Regions from separate parts of the Homo sapiens genome. Here region 1 is linked to region 2. Evidence: chromatin loops called from intact Hi-C (ENCODE). Cell type or tissue: endothelial cell of umbilical vein. All regions are shown on one strand. Links, peaks and the distances in the headings refer to the core of each region. The heading gives the core; the rest is flanking DNA. Region 1 has its middle 19 kb from the start of SULT1C4. Region 2 overlaps LIMS1 (LIM zinc finger domain containing 1).

Region 1 (5,378 bases), core at 150-5,149, 190 kb after region 2:
CTTCTGGGTAGCCAGCAGGAACAGAACTCCATATGGGCCCATAGCAGTGTCTAGGGGTAGCCTGTGACCCCTGGGGCCTCAGAGGGCATGTGTTACAGTGTGCTGTTTTAGCTTTGCCATCCATGAATGGCTTAACTATTAGATAACTCAGTGGAGGGTCAGTGTGACAGCTTCTTGAACCCATACCTGGGTCTTTGTCTAGTGACCAGGAGGAATCAGGTTGCACGAACAAATTGAAGATAACAAATGTGGAGGATTTCACTGCTGATGAAAGTGGCTTTCAGTGGGATGGGGAGGTAGCAAGGGGATGGATTGGGAAGGTGGTCTTACCCTGGAGTTCGGCCAGCCCTGGCCGGCCGAACTCTTCTCCGAGGTTTCGCTGTTGAGCCATAACTCTGAAGTCAAGTTGCTTCTCACCAATGTCAAGCTGCTGCTTCTCTCCTTCTCTGCCACACTGCTCTGATCCTTTGCCAATAGAGTCTGGGGTTTTAATGGATACAGAATGGGGGGCAGGGTGGGCCAGGGTGGGTTTGGAAAAGGCAACATTTGGGTGGAAAAACAGGAGTGCATGTTCTCACTTTAGAAAGCAGTTCCAGGCTTGAGGGTGGAGCCCTCACCAGGGACCCTGCACTTTTCTACCTAGCATTTCCCTGCCTACAGTCTGTATCACTGTGACCTGGAATCCCCCTCCTAACTTCAAGTTGTCTTGCCTTTGCTTCAAGTTGTCCTGCCTTTTCCAGACAAAATCATTGTTCATCTTACATATGTTGACTGATGTGTCATGTCTCCCTAAAATGTATAAAACCAAACTGTGCTCAGACCACCTTGGGTACATGCCATCAGGACCTCTGGAGGCTGTGTCATAGGCATGTGTCCTCAATCTTGGCAAAATAATCTGTCTAAGTTAACTGAGACCTATCTCAGATTTTCAGGGTTCACGTTTTGGTAACCATTAAGGGATTCTGAGTGGAGGTGCCCCAGACCTTTGACAAATCTCCTATCAGTGCTTGGTATCTGCTTGAGCTATCTTTGTGGCTCAAACCAATAAGACAATTTACTGAGGCCTAGAAGTACCCCCTCCGGAGAATCCCTGATCTCCCCAAATTTGGTCAAGATCTAAAGTTTATTTTGCTGTACAACTTCTGTTTTTTGTTTTGTTTTGTTTTGTTTTGTTTTTGGAGTTTTACACAAGGAAGGCAAGTTTTTATTGCTTTCATGGTGATGGAAGGCAGGTAACTCATTTATGGAGTTTGAGCTCACTTCCAGTAGGGAAGATGAATTCGAGATTTTTCCAGTTTCTAGGATGGTAGAGAGTAGTCTTCAGCCTGAGACCCATCCCTTCATAAGTAACTGAATTAGGGTTTGTCTTGGTCAAAGTTAAGATTAATAACCAGCTGGTCTTAATTTCTCCTTACCACTAGAGTGCTCAGTAATCGTACAAGTTTTGCCATCATTTGTTTTGCTTAAAACAGATGATGTTGTTTTTATTGTTATTAGTTTGTTTCTGTTTTTGTTGTTGTTTTGCTCTTTTTCCCATTTGGGTTAGATCAACTCTATCTGACTTGATCATGTCTGAAGGCAAGTTCCAAATTATGGGGAACAAGGCCTCTGAAGTGGCTAAATTTCCACACACAAAAAGAGGTGGTGTGGTGTTGGGAGAAAAATGACCAGCAAAAGGTGGTGGTGGTGGGGAGGAGGGGAGGGAAAGATTTTTTTATTTTGACTATTTAAGGGGCTTTATTTACATAACAAGGTCACCTTTTATCTAGGCGGGCCAAACTGAAATAGCAATGGCTGTCACCCCACAGTGCAGTCCCATAGCTAAGGGTTCTGCCTTCTTTTTTCCTACTATGACAGCCTGGTTTTGTTTCCTAAATTAAGCCCTTTCTGGTTTGATATTTGGTACTTCTGAAATAGCAGCAATTTGTTCTAGCTGAAATATGGTAATGAGATTTAAAAGGATTTTTTTTTTTCGAGACAGAGTTTTGCGCTTCTAGCCCAAGCTGGAGTGCAATGGCGTGATGTTGGCTCACTACAACCTCTGTCTCCTGGGTTCAAGCAATTCTCCTGCCTCAGCCTCCTGAGTAGCTGCAATTACAGGTACATGCCACCACGTCCGGCTAATTTTTTGTATTTTTAGTAGAGACGGGGTTTCACCATGTTGGCCAGGCTGGTCATGAATTCCTGACCTCAGGTAATCTGCCCACCTCAGCCTCCCAAAGTGCTGGGATTACAGGCATGAGCCATTGCGCCTGGCCTTAAAAGGATTTTTTAAAAGGAGTTCAGTGGTTAAAAGTCAGTTTAATTAAAAGATAACATCCAAGTTGTGTGTGTATGTGCATGCATGTGTGTGTGTTTGTATTTAAAAGGCCTTCAAGTGTTGTTTTTTTTTTTTCTCCCAGGACCTCGTTCTTTTCTTGAGCGAAAGTTTTCTTCTTTTCAGTTGACTGAATTCTGTTTTCTAAATTTACTGGTGCTGTCTCTCCTTTCTCTTGCGCCCTCTGCTGCATGAGGGACTTAAAATAGTTTATAATAGCCTAGGGTTTCTTAAAGAAGATGGAGAAGGTGCCAGACTCCCTTTGGGGAGAGACCTGTTTTTCCTTATGGAACCCTGAGAGTGTAAGCAGACAAATTCATCTCAGCTCTTAAATTGCTTCCTTTTGTGTTGTGTTACCTGATTTATTGACTAAAATAGTTATTGCAACAGAGGCTACTCTTGGGTTTTTAAGGAAGAGTGTAGTTTAGACAGTTAGAAATGCCTTTGTTTAAAAAAAATTTTTTTAAGTGCACTGTAAAAGCATCACATGGTCTAGCTTCATAATAATTCTCCATTTTTGGAGACCCAGGATTCAGTATGGGCTCTGCCCAGAGCTCAGAGATCCAGTTAAAAGAGAGGTAGTTCCGGCAGGGTGCGGTGGCTCACGCCTGTAATCCCAGCACTTTGGAAGGCCTAGGCGGGTAGATCATGAGGTCAGGAAATTGAGACCATCCTGGCTAACACCGTGAAATCCTGTCCCTACTAAAAAATACAAAAAATTAGCTGGACGTGGTGGCGGGCGCCAGTAGTTCCAGCTACTCGGAAGGCTGAGGCAGGAGAATGGCATGATCCCAGGAGGCGGAGCTAGCAGTGAGCCAAGACTGCACCACTGCACTCCAGCCTGGGTGATGGATCGAGACTCCCTCTCAAAAAAAAAAAAAAAAAAAAAAAGAGAGGAAGTTCCTAGCTAAATAAAATTGGTCTCCTCATACAATCTTATGATAGATTTCTATAATTTTATGTTTGATTTGGTATCCATCTTTAATTTCTCTCTAGCACCATTAGACTTTTTCTCTCAGTACTTTAAGATGTAAATTTTGCTATCTGAGTTTTTATCTACAAGTTGTTTTCCTTCAATATGCAGATTTAGGGCTATTTAGCTGACAACTGCCTATGGTAGCAAACAGATTATTGAGAATTTGAAAGTCTAAGATAAGAAAAAAGGTTCTTATGAATCTATAAGATGTACTTCTATTGTCATGCCTAATACATCTATGTATTTATGTGTTGTGTACACAATGTTTTACTACATATATATACATATATATAAGAGCTCTAATTGACTTAAAAAAGCACTTGAATCAAATACTTTATCAGGAAAAAAGAAAATACTAGTCAAAAGCTTTTTCAAGGTTATATAACTTTAATAAATAAGTTGGCTTTAAAATTATTGGTAAAGTAATATTAGAAATGTCTTAAGAACTGCCAGCATATATTTTTGTTTGCATTTATTGATCAAGCAATTTTATACTTATCCCTGCCAAATACTATAAGATGTCAAAATTTGTCATAAGGGTTAGAAAACTATAAACCCAGCCCAAAACAGAATGATCTTTGCTTGTGTAATTTTTAATAAATAAGACATTGATACTGGTTTAAGGAAAATAGCTATATCTTGAATTATTCAGTTAAATTACTATAACTTCTAATCGTGTGGCTTTAGGCAGTTTAGTCCATAGGCAGTAAGGTTTGTTTTGGGAAAGGACTGTTATCATCTTGTTTAAAAACTAAAGTAGAAACTAAATTCCTCCCAAAGTTAGTTTGGCCCATGTCTAGGAATGAACAAGGACACTTGGAGGTTAGAAGCAAGATGGAGTTGGCTAGGTCACATGTTTTTCACTGTTTCAGTTATAATTTTGCAATGGTGAGTTTCATATCTTTAAATGATGACTATCGCAGTTTTCATAGTCTAGGTAAATGATTAAAATAAGATAATTAGGCTAGACACGGTGGCTCCCGTCTGTAATACCAGAACTTTGGGAGGCCGAGGCAGGCGGATCACGAGGTCACGAGATCGAGACCATCCTGGAAAACATGGTGAAACCCTGTCTCTACTAAAAATACAAAAAATTAGCTGGGTGTGGTGGCACGTGCCTGTAATCCCAGCTACTCAGGAGGCTGAGGCAGGAGAATCACTTGAACCTGGGAGGCAGAGGTTGCAGTGAACCGAGATCACGCCACTGCGCTCCAGCCTGGATGACAGAGCGAGACTCTGTCTCAAAAAAAAAAAAAAAAAAGATAATTAGGTGAATGTGATGGAATAAATACTTGTAGACAAATGTCATAATTTGGAATCTAAAGTTATATTAAATTAAATAATAGATATTTCATTATTTGAATATTTTCCAATAGAAATATATTGTAGGAAAAAATTCTTTCTAAAAAAGTGTCATTCTAAAAAAGGCGAACAATTTTGTCTAATTCAAAGCTTATTTAAAGGTTATGGGCCAGTCATGGTGGCTCACACCTCTAATCCCAGGACTTTGGGAGGCTGAGGCAGGTGGATCACCTGAGAACAGGAGTTCAAGACCAGCCTGACCAACATGGAGAAACCCCATCTCTACTAAAAATACAAGATTAGCTGGGCGTGGTGGCGCATGCCTGTAATCCCAGCTCCTCGGGAGGCTGAGGCAGGAGAATTGCTTGAACCTGGGAGGTGGAGGTTGTGGTGAGCCGAGATCGTGCCATTGCACTCCAGCCTGGGCAACAAGAACGAAACTCTGTCTCGTAAACAAAACAAAACAAAACAAAAATTTCTGTGCAGTGCAGAAGGTCTTTACTTTTGCCTTTTGGTAACTGGCCTAACAGATTTTATTGTTTATTGAAACAATTCCTATGCCATTATTATCAAGTTTTGGTTTGCTTAGGAAAAAACTGAGATTAAATTAAAAAAAATTAAGGTTATTACATCCATGTATCTTTCTGTATGTGCCTTTAATGTACTTGTGACATTGAGTTACAGGGCTTTGACTCCTGGGTCTAAAAGAACACCAAGTCCTGCTAAATTTTAAACCTTGACAGCAATTAAATCCCATCTACAAGTCCAGTTGAAGATGCCAAT
Region 2 (5,378 bases), core at 79-5,078:
ACTGGGTACTAGCCACTCTTAGAGCTGGTGACAAGCTATAACCTGAGGGCACCCTGGCAGGTGACTATTTACAGGGAAGGGTTTAGTGCTTGAAAGAGTGGAAAAGCACATCCAAGACAAGCTAAAGGCAGAGGGAGTTCTAAAACTCAGGGTTCTGCCCAGCACTCCTGGGGGAACCTCACAGGCTTCACCTTCACGTACTCTGAAATCCAACGGTCCCAGCTAGTTTGGGAGCTCTCACACAATACTGAATGTAATAAAATTCCAGCCAGAATGTTTTTCTGGCTTTGATTTATTTACTTTATTTTGGGAGGTGGGAGTGGAAGGCAGATGGAAGCTGGAAGTGAAAAGGCTGCTTTCGAGTGGGAAGCAGTTCCCTCCCCCATTCCCAGCAGGGACAGTCCTATGTCATGGACATAAACCCCGGGAAGCAGCTGCGATCTCTCTTGGGAGAGGGAAAAGAGAATGGAAGTCTTCTGAGCTACAGCCCCAAAATACAAAATTCCCTCTAGGAAGGCAGCTCGTGATGCTGCAGTTAAAATCTAAAGGAAGGAAACTGGATGTTTTTCTGAGTCCCAGCAGAACATCCTGGGCAGACTGGCATTGTTGTTAACTTCTCTACTCATGGATGGGTCCCATCAACCCTCCTCTTGAAGCCATGCGCCACTCGCATAAGGACGTACCATGCTTGAAGGTCTTCTCGTAATCGACCTCATCCCTTTCTTCTCTCAGCAGATATTACTTTATTACTTATTCATGAAGAAAACAGTTTATCTGGAAAGTTCTCTTTCAACTACCTCCCACCTATATGCTTACTCTTCAGGCCTTCAGTCCCAACAAGGTCTGTTTGATGTCAGTCCATAAACTCACATCCAGACAGCCACTTTCCTTCTTTTTGGGCTCTTTCCCCCGAAGAGTTTGTAAATAGGCTCCAGTTTCTGCTACGTTAAAATGAGTCTATCTTGAGTCACTCTCCAGCTACCATCACAGCTCTCTCTTTTCAGACACCATTTTCTTTTTTTGTTTGTTTTTTTGTTTTTTTTTGTGTTTTGAGACGGAGTCTCGCTCTGTCGTCCAGGCTGGAGTGCAGTGGCGCAATCTCAGCTCACTGCAAGCTCCGCCTCCTGGGTTCACGCCATTCTCCTGCCTCAGCCCCCGGAGTAGCTGGGACTACAGGCACCCTCCACAACACCCGGCTAATTTTTTGTATTTTTAGTAAGATGGGGTTTCACCGTGTTAGCCAGGATGGTCTCGATCTCCTGACCTCATGATTCGCCTGCCTCGGCCTCCCAAAGTGCTGGGATTACAGGCATGAGCCACCACGCCCGGCCTCAGACACCATTTTCTAAAAGTTATCTCAACTCCTATTTACTCATCAACCTACTGCAATCTGGAAACACCTCTTACAGTCACAGCTCTTAAAAGCCAAATCCAGAAGGCATTTTTCAGTCCTTATCTTACATTTGACATTTTTAAATGATGCTTTCCTGGGAATTTTCTATTCCCTTGGCTTCCAGACCACCGTACTTTTATCCCTCTTGTCATCCCATCACCATCTCTTTTGCAAGAGCCTCTGCCTGGCTGTAGGTATGGCTACTCCCCAGCCTGACCTTGGCTTTCTGCTCCTCTCATTGCGCACATTCTCCCTGATGACTTCAACAAATCTCATGGCTCAACTACTTCCTCCCTGTTAGTGGCACTGGCTGGACCTTCTTAAACTTCGCAATCATACATCAAATTGTCTGCTGATGTCTCCATACAGATATCGTCACAGGCAACTCAAACTCATGATGCCTAAAATAAACTCCCCTCCCCACCATGCCTAAATCCAATTCTTCATCTTAATGTGCCCTCTCTCAGGCATGGCGACGTTATCCAAGCAGGCATGCCGCAGCCTCCTAGATGGAGTCCCTGTCTCCAGCCTGGTCCCCTTCAATCAAATCCAACAGACACAGCCAGCAAGCGGTCTAAGGAACCTGCTATCACTACCCTGCTTAAATTCTCTACTGCACTGAGGACAGTCAGCATCCCTTAAGGTAACACACAAAACCCTATATCGCCTGGCCCCGCCTTTTTTTTTTTTTTTTTTTTTGAGACGGAGTCATGCTCTGTTGCCCAGGCTGGTGGGCAATGGAGTGATCTCAGCTCGTTGCAGCCTCCACTTCCTACGTTCAAGTCATTTTCCTGCCTCAGCCTCCCAAGTAGCTGGGTCAACAGGCACGTGCCACCACGCTCGGCTAATTTTTGTATTTTTGGTAGAGACAGGGTTTCACCATGTTGCCAGGCTGGTGTCGAACTCCTGACCTCAAATGATCTGCCCATCTTGGCCTCCCGAAGTGCTGGGATTACAAGCGTGAGCTACTGCTCCAGGCCCTACCTGGCTCCATCTATGTCCCCAAACCCTCATCCCTGGACACTTCCTGCCGCTCACTTTACACAGCCTAAGAGGGACATACACATACCACACAGGCCCTCATCTCCATGCTGCTGCTCACGCTGACCTCGGCTGGGAAGGGCTTCCCTTCGCTAATGCTCACATCCTCAAACAACTCAGAAAACCTGTCCATACCTTCCTAGTCGACTCTCCTGCCTGGATCCCGCACTCCTCCTCAGGGATCCCGTTATACATTCTCATTTACTCCGCGAGGATCATTTTATGAGCTCCTGTTTCTAACCTTGTGGAGGGCAGGGACTAGATTCCTACTCATCTTTATGCTCCTTGGGCCTCTGCCTAGCAGACACACTAGATACTTAATAAAGTTTAGCTAAACTGAGGCCTATAGGAGGGGCACTGTTATTCCTTACCTCTAATAAGGAACAGGAAGCTCAGAATGAGGTTACGTGGCTTTAAAAGTCACCCAAGGAAAAGTCTAGGGGGAAACCTAGAATGCAAAAGCACACCAGCTAAAATAAGTCTTCTTGACAGCAGAAGGCCTCTCAGAGCTAAGCATGGTGGGAACAGGGAACATGTCTATGTTTTTCCTCTGTTACCCTAAGCCTGACAAAGTGTTACACAGTGCACAGCAAGTGCTTAGCAAACACAGGCTGGCTCACTGTGATTGTGGAGAGATCACTTTCATTTATAGACTATGTAAGAGTGGGTTTGCTTCTCTCCAGCAGATGGAGCTACAACCCTGGGTTATCTCCAGCTATGGTCTGGGAACCCTGAGAGAAGAACCAGCCTTTTCCATCCATCCCTTGCCATCTTCTTTTTGTCCTTTATCAGTCTCACATAGAAACAGCAACAACAGCCAGGTGCAGTGGTTCACGCCTGTAATCTCAGCACTTTGGGAGGCCGAGGCGGTCAGATCACTTGAGGTCAGGAGTTCAAAATCAGCCTGGCCAACATGGTGAAACCTCATCTCTACTAAAAAATACAAGTTAGCCAGGCGTGGTGGTGGGCGCCTGTGGTCCCAGTTACCCGGGAGGCTGAGGCAGGACAATCGCTTGAACCCAGGAGGCAGAGGTTGCAGTAAGCTGAGATCACACCACTGCACTCCAGCCTGAGCGAGAGTAAGACTCCATCTCAAAAAAAAAAAAAAGAAACAGCAACAACAAAATAACAGGATAAATGCTTTCCACAGACTATTCTGAATGGACATAGATCTTTATTTAAAAAATTTGTTCAATGCCCAATACACTTGCGTATCTTTTCCTCCCGGGACTTTAAAAAAATCTGGGATAATTTCACCTAACTTGATTTACCCAATCTATCAAGTGCTAATCAGTGTCTCCACCTTTATATACTCTTCATAGGTCCTTGTTATGAAAGTCATTTATAACCCCAAATGTTCATCATACTCATCTCTATGTATATGCTCATCTCTATGTATATGCCCTATGTCACTCAGGAAAACATTAGTTTACTAACCATCTCTCATTTAAAAACAAAACCCTTTGGGCCAGGCGTGGTGATTTACGCCTGTGGTCCCAGCACTTTGGGAGGCCTAGGCGGGCAGATCATCTGAGGTCAGGAGTTCGAGACCAGCCTGCCTAACATGGTGAGACCCCTCTCTACTAAAAAAAAAAAAAAAATACAAACATTAGCCAGGCGTGGTGGTGCGCGCCTGTAATCCCAGCTACTCATGAGGCTGAGGCATTGCTTGAACTCGGGAGGCAGAGGTTGGAGTGAGCTGAGATCACGCCACTGCACTCCAGCCTGGGCAATAAGAATGAAACTCCATCTAAAAAACAAAACAAAACAAAAAAACAACAAAAAACACCCCTTTTTAATATATTCTAACCATTGTCTTAAAGGATTTGAGTTTCTAAATAGAATATAAAGGAACAATTAAGGGCAAAATGTTCATAGGTGGTAATGTTAGTACCACCTATGAAAATAAAGCATAAAGTCCAAGCAAATTTCATCCTTCACTCAATTTATAATTTCATGGCATTCCCAGAAAACTTAGTGCTTATTGAAACTGTTGAAAAGTACTTCATGATGGTATCTTTTTTATTTTTATTTTGAGACAACATCTTGTTCTGTTGCCCAGGCTTGAGTGCCCAGGCAGTGGTATGATCTTGGCTCACTGCAACCTCTGCCTCCTGGATTCAAACAATCCTTCCACCTTAGCCTCCCAAGTAGCTGGGACTGCAGGCACATGCCACCACACCTAGCAAATTTTCATATTTTTAGTAGAAATGGGGTTTCAACATGTGGCCAGGCTGGTCTCGAACTCCTGGACTCAAGTGATCCACCGACCTTGGCCTCCCAAAGTGCTGGGATTACATGTGTGAGCCACTGCGCCCAGCCGATGATATCTGAAACAGATATCAACCTAAACCTGATGATGTCAACCTAAACACAGTTAGGTTCTATGTTCATCATTATACAAAGGTGTTTTTCTTTCTTACGTTTTTAACCAGCATCAAAGTCCTGTGGATGCATACTTCATGACATTCAGCATCTCTGGCCTCAGGCCATTTAGTGCCTATGGTACCCCTTTCCTGAAACCATCGAGATAAACTAAAAATGCTCCACAAGTTCCCACTTGCTCCTTAGGGAACAGTTTCAGATCTGCTGAGGACGACAGACCCAGAGGATTTCTGAGGCCATTAAGCATTAATGCTAGAAGTACTCACTGAAGTACCTAAGGGAACCGCTTGTCAGGGTTTGACTTAACTCATCAATATCACACAACATTGAATACTAGTAAAACTAAAGCACTGTAACTAAATTCATTTATCAACTTTACATTTTAATCAAAGAAGTCCCCAACTTGAAATATTTTCAAACTCTGACTATATCAAGAAAACAGTGTCATCATATAGCAAGTATTTTTTGTTTGTTTTTTTTTTTTTTGAGATGGAGTTTCACTCTTGTTGCCCAGGCTGGAGTCCAATGGCACAATCTTGGCTCACTGCAACCTCTGCCT

What was found. Peaks named below come from ENCODE experiments on the same cell type or tissue, not always from the same donor. Only the 100,000 strongest peaks of a DNase experiment are listed, where the experiment ranks them.
Region 1: a loop joins it to region 2, with 10 times the contacts of the local background. A loop is called at or near these places in 18 of 110 quality-filtered maps.

The regions. Positions count from the first base shown.
Region 1 is chr2:108,394,175-108,399,552 of GRCh38, reverse strand. No RefSeq gene overlaps it. Among named protein-coding and RNA genes, the nearest start is that of SULT1C4, 19 kb to the right of the region's middle. In endothelial cell of umbilical vein, for the core only: no CTCF peak of the experiment used is centred there; a DNase peak (open chromatin) is centred at 2,532.
Region 2 is chr2:108,581,865-108,587,242 of GRCh38, reverse strand. The region is part of intron 1 of LIMS1 (LIM zinc finger domain containing 1); the gene reads right to left. Among named protein-coding and RNA genes, the nearest start is that of LIMS1, 50 kb to the right of the region's middle. In endothelial cell of umbilical vein, for the core only: a CTCF peak has its summit at 3,115 (motif pointing right); DNase peaks (open chromatin) are centred at 532 and 3,132; H3K27ac peaks cover 1,571 bases.